Linked DNA regions of Homo sapiens: region 2 is linked to region 1. Evidence: read pairs that join two places in POLR2A ChIA-PET (ENCODE). Cell type or tissue: A673. All regions are shown on one strand.

Region 1 (8,000 bases):
CATGGCATCGTTATGACCCTGTGAAATAAAACAGACATCTGTCCTGGCCGGCTGCTGTGGAAATGCTCTGTTTTCCAAATGCACAAAGCACTCATCTCAGATGCTCTGAGTGGGCCGTCTTGATCTTGCTGACAGGTTAGAAGCTTTGGTGCAGGCGCTGAATCGACCCACCTAAGATGCCAGCCCTGGCAGGGGGTTGCTTGGCCACAGAGCAGCAGGGGCCTGCGCGGTCCTGTGTTCCCCTCTATGCTCTCGGCCCAAGTGTCCCCTCCTCAGACCCCAGCCACTCTCGTGACCCCTAGGAGCCAGGTGCAGCCCGACCTCACTCCTGAGTCCCTCGCCCAGGCAACCTCTGGACCTATAGGAACACAGGGGTGAGGGTGGGGCCTTTGGAACCCCTTCACCTCCCAGGCCCCCAGACAGCCTCCAGGCCTGGGGTCTCACACCCAAGTGCCTTCAGAGAGGAGGAGAGCTTGCGAAATCCCTCCAGCCCCAGGCAAAGGCGGTTCTGTGCATTTATGCTTTTGAGCAACAAAGCCGCCCCCGCAGGCTCGTGGGTAAAAACTCCCCTGCTCCAGCCTAGAGGTCTGGGGTCAGCTGGGGAGGCCCAGCCCCTTCACCCCTCCCTCCCCACTTCACCCTCCCTCCCCTTTCACCCTTCCCTACCCCCTTCACCCCTCCCCCGACCCTTCACCCCTCCCTCCCCAGGCACGACTGCTGAGTCAGCAAAGACAGCCGGGTGTGTGGCAGCCCTAGTCATCATCCCCCAAACCTGGCAGCAACCGGGACGCCCTGCAGTCGGTGAGTGGGTGGGTCAGCGGGGTGCATCCAGACAGTGGGACTCTATTCAATACCAAGAGGAAAAGAGCTTCCAAACTCTGAAGACACAGAAGAAATGACAATGCACGTTACTAAGTGAAAGAAGCCGCCTGCAAAGGCCACAGACGATGATTCCAACTGTCGGACAAGCTGGGAAAGGCCAAACCCTGGAGGCAGGAAAAGAGCAGTGGTTGCCAGCGGGTGGGATGAATAGAGGGGTGAATGGGAGATATGGGGACAGTGAAACTGCCCCATGTGATGGCACCACGGTGATCTGTGTCCTCTTCCATTTGCCCAAACCCACAGCATGCACAGCGCCAAGAGTGAGTCCCAACGTGAACTGCGGACTCCGGGTGATAACGACTGTCAGAGCAGGGCTACCGTGGGTGGCCAGCTGATGGCGGGGGGCTGTGTGTGCGGGAGACACACGGAACTCCCTCTACCTTCTGCTCAATTTTGCAGTGAAACCAAAACTGTTCTAAAAAATATAGTCTTAGCTGGTTGCGGTGGCTCACGCCTGTCATCCCAGCACTTTGGGAGGTTGAGGCAGGAAGAACACTTGAGCCCAGGGGTTTAAGACCAGCCTGGGCAACAGAGGGAGACCCCATCTCTAGCAAAATAAAAATAAAAAATTAGCCAGGTGCAGTGGCACAGGCCTGTACAGTCCCAGCTACTCAGGAGGCCAAGGCAGGAGGAGTGCTTGAGCCCAGGAGGTCGGGGCTGCAGTGAGCCATGAGGCTGCCACTGCACTCCAGCCTGGGCAGCAGAGCGAGCCCAGCCCCTGCCTCCAGAGTGCCCCCTGCCCACTGTCACGCTGGCCTCCCCTCCCCACCATCCTCCTGTCGATAACTTGGTGAGGTGCAGGGGGTGTGCCCTGACCCTGGGGACCTGTGGCCTGAGTTTGAATCTTTGCTCTGTCTACTGGAGCTGTGGACCCTGAACTTTGGCCTCTTTTTGTTTCCCCAACCTGAGGCCTTGCACTAGCTGTTCCCTCTGCCCAAGTGCTCACCCCATCATGCAAGTCCTAGCTCAAATGCCACCTCCTCCAGGAAGCCCTCACTGACCACCCAGCTAAAGTGCCCCTACATCCACCTTGACCCCAACTATCTAAGTCTCATGTCAGTTATACCAGAGGTGACTTCCTCACTTGCTCTCTTCTCCCTCCGACTGTCCGATGGCTCCTCAGAGTCCCTGAGATGGCAGGAAAGCCCGGTCCCCTGGCAGCCTTGGATGAGGGGATTCAGAGCCCCTGGCGCACCCCAGACCTGTTCTGGGGCACCTAACCCGGTGGGAGATGGAAGTGCAGGGCCCAGCCCACCCAAGCATCATTGCCAATTCTGGTTCACAAAGCACTCTCCAGCCCCAGCCTGGATGGGTTCTGTGACATGCTGTGCAGCTGAGCTTCGTAGCAATACTTAACTGCTTTCCTTCCAACCTGGGTGCCGTCCACAACACACCCACCATTAACTTGGTTTTTTAGAGGCAGGGTCTTGCTCTGTTGTCCAGGCTGGATCACAGCTCACTGCAGCCTCAATCTCCATGCTCAAGTGATCCTCCCGCCTCAGCCTCCTGAGTAGCTGGGACTACAGGTGCACACCACCACTCCTGGCTAATTTAAATTTTTTTAGGGACAGGGTCTCACCATGTTGCCCAGGCTGGTCTTGAACTCCTGGGCTCAAGTGATCCTCCAGCCTGGGCCTCCCAAAGTGCTGGGTTGAGAGGCGTGAGCCTCCACCATTCACGTATGTGCCAGTAGGAAGCACACAATGTTGCTAGTTGAACTTCTACTCTGTCCATTTTAAGACACATGCTGATTTCACGTGAGAAGATGCGCATCAGAGACATGGTGAACACGGTCAGAACGAGCAACTCCCCTGTTGCATCCACTGTGTGCCTGGCATGGCTCCCCACATGCGTGTGGCTTCCTCCTGCAACCCCACAGACAGGGTAGATGCCACCACACCCAGTTTACAGATCAGAGACACTCGCTGGGCACCACCCTGTGAGTTCATGATAGAAATGCGCCTGATGCTCCAAGCGCCTGTAAACAGACCCTGGGAAGGGAGGGATCGCTGGAGGCTGTGGTCAGGGCTGGGCCCCCAGGCAGGGCAGAGTCCAGGCTGACCGGGGCAGGTCATGCTGCCAGACAGCCGTGGATTGCATCAGGGGCCCGGCTGCCACGGTGGCCTGGAGATCCCCAGGGCGTCCTGGGTGATGCAACCAGGGCGAGGCCGGCCTCAGCCTGCCTTGAGGGGTGCAGGAGCCCCAGAGCCGGGCTCATGCATCCCTGCTCCCTCCCTCCCTCTTCCCTCACATCCCAGGTCCTCCCCAGCCGGGAGACCACCTTTCCTCTGCGCGTCCTTTGGTTTCTCTTTGTGCTTGGGAAACGAGTGTTGTGACAACTAAAAGCTGCTGTGTCACCTCTCCCAGAGGCCAGCCCACCGCTCCGCTGCCTTGTTTAGTGCATTATTATTTAAACAAATGGGCCTGGCTGTGTTCCAGGGAAGGTTGATTGATTCATGCAACAGGCTGCAGGGATCCTCCTGTGGCCCCAGGACCTAGCTTGGCTGAGACCGATTGGATTAGTTTTGATCTTTCTTTCCTTTCTTTCCTTCTTTTCTTTTGTTTTCTCTTTCTTTTCTTCTCTTTCTTTTCTTTCTCTCTCTCTTTCTTTTCTTTCTTTTTAAATGAGTGATTTTTTTCTTTTCCTTTTTTTTTGGAGTCTCGCTGTGTCGCCCAGGCTGGAGTGCAGTGGCGTGATCTCGGCTCACTGCAAGCTCCGCCTCCTGGGTTCACGCCATTCTCTCGCCTCAGCCTCCCATGTAGCTGGGGCTACAGAGGCCTGCCACCACGCCCAGATAATTTTGTTTTTGTACTTTTAGTAGAGACAGGGTTTCACCGTGTTAGCCAGGATGGTCTCCATCTCCTGACCTCGTGATCCACCCACCTCGGCCTCCCAAAGTGCTGGGACTACAGGCGTGAGCCACTGCGCCCGGCCTGTGTTTTATTCTTTTGTTTGAGTCAGAGTCTCTCGCTGACACTCAGGCTGGAGTGCAGTAGCACAATCTCAGCTCACTGCAACCTCCACCTCCTGGGCTCAAGCGATTCCCCCGCCTTAGCTTCCTGAGTAGCTGGGATTACAGGTGCCCACCACATCCAGCTAGCTTGCGTTTGTTTTGTTTTTTTTTGAGATGGAGTTTCGCTCTTGTTGCCCAGGCTGGAGTGCAGTGGCGTGATCTCGGCTCACTGCAACCTCCGCCTCCCAGTTTCAAGCGATTCTCCTGCCTCAGCCTCCTGAGTAGCTGGGATTATAGGCGCTCACCAGCATGCCTGGCTAATTTATTTTTTATTTTATTTATTTATTTATTTTTGAGATGGAATCTCACTCTGTGGCCCAGGCTGGAGTGCAGTGGTACGATCTCAGCTCACTGCAACCTCCGTCTCCCAGGTTCACGCAATTCTCCTGCCTCAGCCTCCCGAGTAGCTGGAATTATAGGCATGTGCCACCACGCCAGGCTAATTTTTGTATTTTTAGTAGAAACAGGGTTTCACCATGTTGGCCAGGCTGGTCTCGAACTCCTGACCTCAAGTGATCCACCTGTCTCAGCCTCCCAAAGTGCTGAGATTACAGGCGTGAGCCACTGTGCCCAGCCTATTCTTTAGTATTTAACAGAATGCAGGACAAGTCACATATCAATGATTCGTTACTTTACACACAGGGAGTCTTCTGTTATACAACTGGTTGTGAACACCCAGAACAAAGCTCTTACAGCCTTTAGATGGCCAAAGAAATTCTCAAAGCCTGGGCATGTCTGAAAAGACTTCAACCACATCTTTTAAAAAACATAGACTCTCAGTCGGGTGCGGTGGCTCACACCTGCAATCCCAGCACTTTGGGAGGCCGATGCGGGCGGATCACGAGGTCAGGAGTTTGAGAATAGCCTGACCAACATGGGGAAACCCTGTCTCTACTGAAAATACAAAAATTAGCCAGGCTTGGTGGTGCGCAGCTGTAATCCCAGCTACTCGGGAGGCTGAGGCAGGACAATCGCTTGAACCCGGGAGGCGGAGGTTGCCGTGAGCCGAGATTGTGCCACTGCACCCCAGCCTAGGTGACAGAGCAAGACTCCATCTGAAACAAAACAAAACAAAAATAACATACACTCTCTCCCCGTTTCAGAGGACTGGGTGGAGGCTATGTCCGCCTCCCCTGGAAGCCCTCAAGGACCCACAGAAGTCTCGAGCCTGCCAGTGTGCAGCGGGGGACACAGATCCGCCCTCTGCACCGGGAGCATCATGTGAAGTCTAAGAAAGCCCTGCAGGACCAGCCGTCTCACACTTGTCGTGGAAAATCCCATCAGCACACCTCTGACTCCCACGTGGGAATCACCAGGCCATCACCATCAAACCGCCCTCCCGCAGGCAAAAACGGCAAACGCAGCCCTCCCATGCTCAAGGGAGGTCTCATCGCTCTGCCATAGTCCTCACAAATCTCCAAATACAACCAAGATGTGTCTCCCTCACAGCCCTCGTCCAAGCCACTGTCTCTCCCTGGCAAATCCCAGCCCTGCACCCTCACTGGCCCCACGTCCACCCATTCTCAGAACGGCAGTCAGATGGACCTGCAGAACCTCCGTCTCATCAGGCCCCACTCTGCCCAAAACCCTCCCGTGGCTCCCCTGAGCCCGCACAGTAAACACAGAAATCCCTGACACCCCAGCGTCTCCTCAGACTCTCCAGAGCACCCAGCACATCCCTGAAGCACCCAGGGCCTCCCCAGAGCATTCAGCACCCAGGGCTTCCTCCGAGCACCCAGCACCCAGGGCCTCCCCAGAGCACCCAGCACCTTCCTAGAGTACCCAGCACCTCCCTAGAGCACCCAGCACCTCCCCACAGCACCCAGCACCGCCCCAGAGCACCTAGCACCACCGCACAGTACCCAGCACCTCCCCAGAGCACTGTTCCAGAGTACCCAGTACCTTCCTAGAGTACCCAGCACCTTCCTAGAGTACCCAGCATCAGGCAGAACACCCAGCATGACCCAGAGCACCCAGGAGCACCTCAGAGTACCCAGCACCTCCCCAGAGCACTCAGAACCTCCCCACAGCACCCAGCATCATCCCCAGAGCACCCAGCACCTCCCCAGAGCATCCAGCACCACCCCAGAGTACCCATCACCTCCCCAGAGCACTGCCTCAGAGTACCCAGCATCTTCCCAGAGCACCCAGAACCGCCCCAGAGTACCCAGCACCTCCCCAAAGCACCCAGCACCAACCCAGAGCACCCACCACTTCCCCAGAGAACTCAGTACCTCTCCAGAGCACCCAGCACCTCCTCACAGCACCCACCACCACCACAGAGCACCCACCACTGCCCCAGAGCACCCAGCACACAGCACCTCCCCAGAGCACCCAGTACCTCCCCAGAGTACCTAGCACCTCCCCAGAGCACCCAGCACACAGCACCTCCCCAGAGCACCCAGCACCTCCCAGAGCACCCAGCGATCTCCAGAGCACCCAACACCACTGGCTGCAGGGCCTGTGTGCAGCCTCCTTCAGCTCCTGCAGGCTCGGCTTCCCTCCTCGACAAACACCGCCCCCCTGCCTCATTTTCCTACCAACATCTGATCACTGCACACTCCACCCACGGGTGACACACTCTCACAGGTACAGCCCCATCTGCTTGGCTGCCTTTTTTCCCCACTGGAATACAGGAAGATTTACAGAAGATTTCACAAGATTAAGGATTTGGCCTGTTTGGTTCAAGGCTGTGGCCCCAGCACCTGGAACAGTGCCTGTGGCTTAATAGGTGTTCGTTGAGCAAATAAAGAGTGACAGAAGGCCGGGCGTGGTGGCTCACACCTGTAATCCCAGCACTTTGGGAGGCCGAGGTGGGTGGATCACTTGAGGTCAGAAGTTCAAGACCAGCCTGGCCAACATGGTGAAAGCTTCTCTACTAAAAATACAAAAATTAGCCAGGCGTGGTGGCCTGTGCCTGTAATCCTAGGTACTCAGGAGGCCGAGGCAGGAAAATGGCTTGAACCCGGGAGGCGGAGGTTGCAGTGAGCCGAGATCACACCACTGCACTCCAGCCTGGGTGACAGAGCAAGGCTCCGTCTAAAAAAAAAGAGTGACAGAAATGCAGGCACCTGCATGGCACCAGCCGAGTGCTGGGAGGAGCCCAGGCCCCATGGAGGCTCCTGCCAGAGCCAGCGCCAACTGCCATACGACAGGAGCAAGCCAGGCCCCCCACCATGGTGCAAGTGCAGGGGAGACCAGCGGCGGAGGCCAGGCAACCTCCAGAGAGAGGGAGGGAGACAGAGAGACAGAGAGAGAGACAGGGACAGGGAGATAGAGAGAGACAGATGCAGAGACAGAGACATAGAGTCAGAGACAGGCAGAGACAAGGAGAGACAGAGACAGAGAGACAGGGAGAGGGACAGAGAGAGAGAGACAGAGAGACAGAGACAGGGAGAGAGACAGAGACAGGGAGAGGGACAGAGATAGAGACAGAGAGACAGAGACAGATGGGGAGACAGAGATATAGAGACAGAGAGGCAGAGGCAAGGAGAGACAGAGACAGAGAGGCACAGAGAGAGAGAGTCAGGGAGAGAGACAGAGATAGAGACAGAGAGACAGAGACAGGGAGGGAGACAGAGAGAGACAGGGACAGGGAGAGAGACAGATGGAGAGACAGAGATATAGAGACAGAGACAGGCAGAGACAAGGAGAGACAGACAGGGAGAGAGACAGAGAGACAAGAGACAGGGAGAGGGACAGAGATACAGAGAGACAAGGAGAGAGAAAGATAGAGACTGAGTTGGAGAGACAGACAGAGATACAGACAGAGACAGAGAGAGGCAGAGACAGAGAAACAGACTGGGGGTGACAGAGCGAGCGAGAAGGCAAGGATCCTGCTGCTGTTAAGTGGAGAAGCCGTGGGGGTCCTGTCCTGCAGTCACGGTGGAAGGACCCTGACCCGGTGGAGGTGGAGAGTGTGGCCAGCAGTGGCTCTGTCTCCTCGGCTCCTCCCATTTCTCAGCCGCAGCGGGGGTCCTGCCTGCCTGGCCTGGGCTCAGGGGGGCGGGGTGCAGAGCCACCCTGGCCCATCACAGCTTGGGGTGAAGCAGCCCAGAGCCAGCCGCCCCGCTGCAGCCACGGCGCCCTAAAAACGGCCCGGGA
Region 2 (8,000 bases), 200 kb before region 1:
CTGCCCATTAAATACCAAAGCAGACACCTGCTACCGTGCAGCATCCAGACCGCCTTCCATGGGCTGCCCAGTATCTTCCAGGTGTTCATTTATTAAAAATGTGCATTCGTCGGTGAAAACTACAAACACGGATTCTGACTGATAAGTTCATAGCAAAAAGAATTCTATTATCCTCACAAACAAGTCGATTTAAATCTGTAGCACCAACCAAACTTATTTGAAGTTCAAAAAACATTTTAAGAAAAAATTTTTTAAGAAAACCTATACTGAGTTGATCATGACTATCAAGTCTCTTTTGAAATGCTGGAAGTGAACTGGTTTTGAAATGGATTTGGGAGAGGGCAGAGTGAGGAACGAAGGAGACAGGCAAACAGCTGGCACACAGAGCTCCTGGCAGCCAAGGCTGGGTGGCAGCCTTGATGTTGACGGCACTGGTGTCTCAGTGGTTGAACCGGGGCAGGTGACAAGGCACCTGTGTGGCTGTAGGCCGGGGGGTCATCAGTGGTTGAACCGGGGCAGGTGACAAGGCACCTGTGTGGCTGTGGGCCGGGGGGGGGTCATCAGTGGTTGAACCGGGGCAGGTGACAAGGTACCTGTGTGGCTGTGGGCCGGGGGGGTCAAAGCCCGGCTCTGACTCCCTGACAGTTGCCTCTGCTGGGCCTGGGACTCTTGAGCACAGCATTCTAATTCAGCACTGTCCAGTGGCACGTCCCGCAGGATACAAGTGGGCTAGGCGGGGGCTGCCCAGGGTGGTAGCCACAGCCACATATGGCCATGCAGCCCTCGAGGGATGGCTGGTGTGACAGGAACAGGATAAGCTCAATGTCTAAATTCCACCGACAGCCCTCCCGACAGCCCCAGGAGGGGCCCTCAGCTGAGTGTGCGTCTCCTGCAGCCCACTTCCTCCCTTCCAGACCACGGAGAGGCCCAGACTCAAGCACTCCGGCAGGCCCAACAGTGAGCTGAAACTTCAAAATATTGTCTTGTCTTTATTCCGTATGTGTCTCTGGTTACTTTCTATGACAAGTATTAATGATTTTTCATTTATGGTAGGACATAACATTTCCTTTTTTTTTCCTTTGAGACACAGTCTTGTTCTGTTGCCCAGGCTGGAGTGCAGTGGCACAATCTCGGCTCACTGCAACCTCTGCCTTCCAGGTTCAAGCGATTCTTGGGCCTCAGCTGGGATTACAGGCACCCGCCACCACGTCCGGCTAATTTTTGTATTTCTAGTAGAGACGGGGATTTGCCATGTTGACCAGGCTGGTCTCGAACTCCTGACCTTAAATGCTCTGCCCGCCTTGGCCTCCCAAAGTGCTGGGATTATAGGCGTGAGCCACTGTGTCCGGCCCAACATTTCCTTTGAAAATGAATATATTTACATAAAGAACAGCAAAGCTGGTACAGAGGTTAGCAAAAATCAGGTACATCAGTACTCCAATGACCACCTTTGAGAAACAGTACCGCACGTGAACCACATCGAAACAAACCCAGGGTCCATCGCCTGCTCTCCCAACACTGCTGAGGAATATCTTCTCACCAGCACTTTCTCTGGTCCAGAACCACACCAAGCGGGCCTAGAGACTGATGCTGAACACAAGGCACAAGACGCCTAAGCAAGAAGACGCATTTGCACGCTGGGTGTTAATGTCTCCAAAGTGCTCTGAATAAGCTGTAAGACTTCTCTAAGGCATGATCAAAGTGTTATGACATGGGAAATTTTAGACCAATAAAACGAAGCACGCGTCCTACATAAAGGCAGTGCTAGACGTTTGCAAAATACACTCTGGACTGCACCATGCAAGCAGGCACCGTCTCACAGACGCTGGGCTGACTGACCGCAAGACGCACACGTTCATGGTCCTCTGGGAAATGCTCACCGGCGTCAGCTTGCCCACAGCTTTGATCTGTGCTGGGGACTGGGCCTGGCCCTGGATCTGTGGAACTTGCACCTGAGAGGTCGTCGTCGTCTGTTGCTGCTGCTGCTGTTGCTGCTGCTGCTGCTGCTGCTGCTGCTGCTGCTGCTGCTGCTGTTGTTGCTGCTGCTGCTGCTGCTGCCTGAGAAGCTGGAAATGTGCAGGTGTGATGGTTTTTCCAGGGAGCTGAACTCCTGTGGCTATGAAGAGGTTTGCTCATTAGGTCTGGACAGGGATACTCGCCCACCTTCAGATCCTCATTCTCAGACAGCAAGCAGCAGCTGAGCCCTCACACGCGCCAGAGCAGACGTGTGGCAGAGAAAGCTCCCAGCCTGGCTTTACCTTGGGACACTTGGGGCACCAAAGACCGTGCCGGGGTCTGCACTGGGGTCAGGTTGGTAGTGACCACGGCCGAGGCTGTCACAGAAGTGACCGCTCGAACACCCTGAGTCGTTGCCATGGACACCAGGTCAGGGGTCGCCGTGGCTGGGGAGCCGACTGCCCGTGGCGGGGGCTGGGTGTGCACCACCTGGGCGGGAGCAGAGCCTCCCGGCGTCTAGAAAAGGCAAACAGAGGACCTCATCAAATATTTCACACAGCACTCAGGGCTGTTCACACTCAGAGCAGGGAAGACAAGAGCACCCAACTTCAGAGGCGAAACAAGTGAAACACACGCTAGAGTTCAGTCTTTTGAAAACTGCTGATTTCATGTGTAAATTCACAAGCAAGTGCCCTGAGCAATGGTTTCTCCCAGCAGATCACATCACCCACAGAAACACGCTTCAGATGGCGGCACGCCCGTGCACATGCTGGAAAGGCCGTCCTGTCCCTCCCTCTCCGCACAAAGACCTCTTGGTCCCCAGGAACGTAACGACTGTCCTTGAGGCACCCATGCTACCCACAAACACACAGCCCACAGTCCTGGCTCTCTACCACTGTCCCCATCTGTGCTGAAACTACAGCCCTGAGTGTCTCACCATGTGCGTGGGGTCTTGTGGCATCTTACCTTCATCTTGCCTAAAATTCAGAGCATCCTCACTGTGCCCTGCAGTCCACTCTGGCCCGCAGGCAGAAGTGGCAGCCAGAGTGGTCCCCTCACCCTATCCCACCTTGCCTCACCGTCCTTCCTTGTCCCACCATAAACTGGAAGGCAAACGCAATCATGCCACCTCTGCAGTGTCCCTCCAGCTGACCTCTGCCAGCTCCCTTGGTTCCGAAGTGCAGTGTATTTTTAGTTTCTCTTGATCCTTTTATGTCTCATTGCTTACGCATTTGGATGGAAATCTAGCGTGTTACTCCATGTTTTCCATTCCACCCAGCTGCTGTATGTTTCTTTTCATCTCCTTCCTTGCCTCCTCTCAGATGACTCTTTCCTCACCAATGTCCCTGCCACAGTTGGGAGCAACTCGCTCTGCTCTCATTCTTCTGGTGGCTGGTCTGGAATTACCACGGATGCTTGCCAAAGTCTAAATACTCCATGCTTTTCCTAAACAGTAACGAGATCTGTGCACATTTCAGCCCCTCTGCCCCTTCCCCAGCTTGCATGTTATTGTCCTGTGTATTTATTTCCTCTTTCTAACCCCAGTGAGCTCCTGCGTTCATCCATGAGTCTACCTTGTTACCACTTCCAGCTGGGAACACCTTTCTTCTGCTTAAAGCATATCATTCAGTGAAGGTCCAAAGTTGAAAATGTCTTTATTTTGCCCTTGTTTTTTTTTGTTTTGTTTTGTTTTTTGTTTTTTTTTTTTTTTGAGACGGAGTCTTGCTCTCGTTGCCCAGGCTGCACTGCAATGGCGCAATCTTGGCTCACCGCAACCTCTGCCTCCCAGGTTCAAGCAATTCTCCTGCCTCAGCCTCCTGAATAGCTGGCATTACAGGCATGTGCCACCACGCCCAGCTAATTTTGTAATTTTGGTAGAGATGGGGTTTCTCCATGTTGGTCAGGCTGGTCTGGAACTCCCAACCTCAGATCTGCCCGCCTCGGCCTCCCAAAGTGCTGGGATTATAGGTGTGGGCCACCACACCCGGCCTCCCTTGTTCTTTAAGATATCTCCAAGAGATGCAGAGCCCTAGGCTGGCAGCAACTTTCTTTCCCTGGCACGACAACGACCCCCGCTGGCTCCCGGCCTCACTGCTGCTGCTGACAAGTGAGCCGCTCCACCTCTGAAGGCAATCTGTCTTTTCCTATGGCTGCTTGAAAGACCTCTTGGTCACTAGCATTATGCAGACGTGGTTCCTTTTTCTCATCCTTGACTGGGATTAGACTTTCTACATATACGCATCAGTGTCATTAGTAAGTTCTCAAAAACTATTCTGTCTTCAAATATTGACTCTGCTCAATTTTCTGTCTGATAGTCAGTGACTACCTATCAGGCCCTGTCACCATGTCCTCCATGTGTCATCTTGTCATCCCATGTTGTGTGTAGGATGTCTTCTGATTTTTGCCTCCACTTCCCTCATTTTCTCCTCAATTGTGTGATATTAAGCCCATTCTTAAGTTTGGGTTGTTTCCCCCAGTTTTGGTAATCAGACTTTTCTAAAAGTTCTCTATATACTTTCTAAACATAGTTTCCTGCTTACAGATATTCAGATACTCTCAATCTTCTATTTCCTTAAAATAGAAAGCATAACTTTTTTTTTTTTTTAACGGAGTCTCGCTCTGTCACCCAGGCTGGAGAGCAATGGTGTGATCTTGGCTCACTGCAACCTCCGCCTCCCGGGTTCAAGCAATTCTCCTGCCTCAGCCTCCCGAGTAGCTGGGACTACACACGCGTGCCACCACACCTGGCTGATTTTTTTTTTTTTGTATTTTCTGTAGACACGGGGTTTCACCGTGTTAGCCAGAATGGTCTCTTATCTCCTGACCTCGTGATCCGCCCGCCTTGGCCTCCCAAGATGCTGGGATTACAGGCGTTGAGACACCACGCCCAGCCTGAAAGCCTAACCTTTAAAATCTAAACCTGATAATCCCAATATCGCACATCTTTACAGGCCTATCCAGTGTCTGTCATTCCGCTGATTCTCACTCATAATGCCTTCTCTTCTCTGTTTAGTTATTTTGTATTCTATTGTATTGTACTGTATTATACTAGAAAACTATTTGTGGAGATTCTCAGAAGTCAAGAAAGCACAATCCTCCAGAGAGAATCTGCATTTGCTCCAGGTCAGCTGCCCAGGAACATGCCCACTGAAGCAGGTAGACTTCACTTGATGTGAGGGAGTGCGGGAGACACTTTTAAGGTAATATCGACTTGAGCTGCAAACTACCCTGTGGTTTCAACCTCTCGGGGGCCGTCCCCACCATGCTCCACTACTCAATCCAAGGGCTACTCTTCTTTTGACCCCTGAAGGCCAAGGGCAGATGGATTCTGCTTCTGGTTCACTCCTGCTCTAAAGGTTTAGCCACCTGGGGCCCTACCTCGGTGTATCAATAGTTTCCTTTTTAGATTCTCCACCTTGGCCCAGCCTTGGACTTGAATTCAAGTTCCCTCATTCCACAAGCTGAAATTTATTTTCAAGGCAAACATGACTTCAGTGAATCCTATTTCTTTCTCTGAGTTTCTTCCCTCCCTTAGATTTGGGCCTGATAATTAATTATTCTTGTCAATTCCTTGAAGCTTTAAAAATTTTTATCCAATAACTTCAGTTCTTTTCATTAAGAGGTGGTATAAAAATAACTTAACTCATCTTGTTACCAGAAACAGAAGTCATCCTTTTCTGGACTCCTTAAACAGTTTTCGCATCCCAACTATTCAGGAAGCTGAGGTGGGAGGATTGCTTCAGCCTGTGAGTGTGAGGCTGCAGTGAGCTGTGATTGTACCCCTGCACTCCAGCCAGAGCAACAGCAAGATGCTGTCGCAAAAAAAAAAAAAAAGGAAGAAATCGTTTTTCTCCTTAGCCTCTTCTACTCTAATCAATTCTACATACGTAGGAGCACGTTAATTTTCCTAGAACTTCTCTCTGCTCTAAGACCGTTAAGGGCTCCCCACTGCCTGGTGAATAAAATCCATAGTCTAGGCTGGGCGCGGTGGCTCACGCCTGTAACCCCAGCACTTTGGGAGGCTGAGGTGGGTGGATCACGAGATCAGGAGTTCAAGACCAGCCAGGCCAAGATGGTGAAACCCCGTCTCTACCAAAAATACAAAAATTAGCCAGGTACGGTGGCGGGCACCTGTAATCCCAGCTACTCAGGAGGCTGAGGCAGAATAACCTGAACCCAGGAGGCGGAGGTTGCAGTGAGCCGAGATCGCACCACTGCACTTTAGCCTGGGTGACAGGGAGAGACTCTGTCTCAAAAAAAAAAAAAAAAAAATCCAATCTTTAGCCCAATATCCAAAGCCCAGTACAATCTAGCCTCAATATTACAAAGTGCCAAGCACACAGAAGCCACTCAATAAAAACTTTTTAAAGGCAGGGAACCACTGTTTCTCTGTTAATATCTTTTGTGTTCCATTCAAACAGAACAACATGCCATTCTCCATGCACGCCATTCCCTTCCCCTCAGACCCTCCGCTCACAAGACTGGCCCTGCATTCAGAAGGGCCAGTTCTGTGGATGACGTACTTCCTGTCCTCCTGAAGCCCAACATCACTTTCTCCTGAAAGCCTTCTCTGAGTCCCCCGAGTACAATCACACATGTCCACCACTGCTATCTGCACCTCTCTCATGTTCCAGCCACAGCACTACAAGGCCCCCATGAAAGCACACTGTGTCTTGGGCCCACAGTGCCAGGAAGAATGTCTTGTCCATTAAGAGCCACTCAAAAATATGTCGTGAATGAAATGCTTTACATTTTAAAATACCACAAAGAACAGGTCTTTTTCAAAATAAAACGCTAAATGCAGTGATTCTGGCTTGGTACCCTCATAGAAACAGTGGTATTGGTCATACGGGATGTTCCAAACGCCTCAGGCCTAACAGCTTCTGCTATCTACTGCAGTGACAGAGCCTGAAGTTGTTTACTGCAAAGCAGAAAGAAAAGTGAAATAATCTTAAAGTCACATACTAGAAAAACTGTGTGTATATATATTCTACTGCTTAAGAGTGTTTTAGAGGGATTTATTGAAGGGTAATTTACAGAGTACAATATATGGTTCTACGAATTCTGACGGACACATTATCATCACGTAGCTACTGCCATGACCCCACCACTCCCAACGTTCTCGAATTCCTCTCCGTAGTGGAGCCCCTCCCGCATCTGGCAATCATTCATCTGTTTTCTGTTATTGAAACGGAGTCATACAGCATATGAAGCTTTCTGAAACTGTTCACTTAGCTGCAAAATGCATCTGAGAGTCCTCCATGGAGATGTATGTCTCGGGCATTCATTCTTTTGTATTGCTTGGTAGGACTGGGCTGTATGAATGTACCATGGTTTATCAGCCCATTCACCAGCTGAAGGGCATTTAGGCTGTTTTCTTTTTGAGCAATCCTGAATAAAGCCACTATAAACATTGGTGTTGAGGGTTCTTGTTCTGGCGTTTTCACTTCTCTTGGGGAAGTACCTAGCAGCAGAACTGCGAAGCTGCATGGTAAGAGTAGGCTTGGTTTTATAAGAAACTGTTTTAGGAAGCGACTGTGGACTCTGCATTCCCACAACCTTGTGAGAGGGTCCTCGCTGCTTCCATGACTGCCAGCCTTCTGTTTCTGAAGCCACTCTCCCAGGCACATGGTGGTGTATCACTGTGGTTGTAAAAATCTGCATTCCCCTGATGACTCATGGCGTTGCACACCTTTTCAGGTATTTATCTGTTATTCTTCTAGCTTCTTGGTGAAGTGACTGCTGCATCTTCTGCCCATTTTATACAGTTGCTTGTTTTCTTACTACTGAGTTGAAGAATCTTTATATTTTCTCCCAGTCTATGCTTTTCGTTTTCTTACTATTTCTCAAGGAGCAGAAGTCCTTAATTTTGATGACGCCTAACGTATTAACTTTTCTTCAGGATTCACAGGCTTCTGGTATCCTAAGAAATCTCTGCCTAAACCAAAGTAGCACAGATTTTCTCCTAGAAATGCTACTGTTTTGGCTTACAGTGTAGTTTTTGCTTTTACATGCAGGCCTGTGATCCACCTGGAGTGCCTTTC

What was found. ChIA-PET counts read pairs that join two places held together with the same protein. Peaks named below come from ENCODE experiments on the same cell type or tissue, not always from the same donor. Only the 100,000 strongest peaks of a DNase experiment are listed, where the experiment ranks them.
Region 2: POLR2A ChIA-PET joins it to region 1 with 9 read pairs; 2 of 35 experiments call an interaction of 5 or more read pairs at or near these places.

What each region holds. Positions count from the first base shown.
Region 1 is chr12:131,855,929-131,863,928 of GRCh38, reverse strand. LOC124903058 (a long non-coding RNA gene) reads right to left here and starts at 2,738. Exons shown (of 2, transcript XR_007063537.1): 1 at 773-2,738. RefSeq lists enhancers at 574-1,237, 3,131-3,425, 7,444-7,995. In A673, no CTCF peak of the experiment used is centred here; DNase peaks (open chromatin) are centred at 798 and 3,308; H3K27ac peaks cover 1,210 bases.
Region 2 is chr12:132,056,582-132,064,581 of GRCh38, reverse strand. It overlaps EP400 (E1A binding protein p400), which reads right to left. Exons shown (of 53, transcript NM_015409.5): 46 at 2,259-2,472; 47 at 1,881-2,116. Among named protein-coding and RNA genes, the nearest start is that of SNORA49, 29 kb to the right of the region's middle. In A673, no CTCF peak of the experiment used is centred here; no DNase peak of the experiment used is centred here.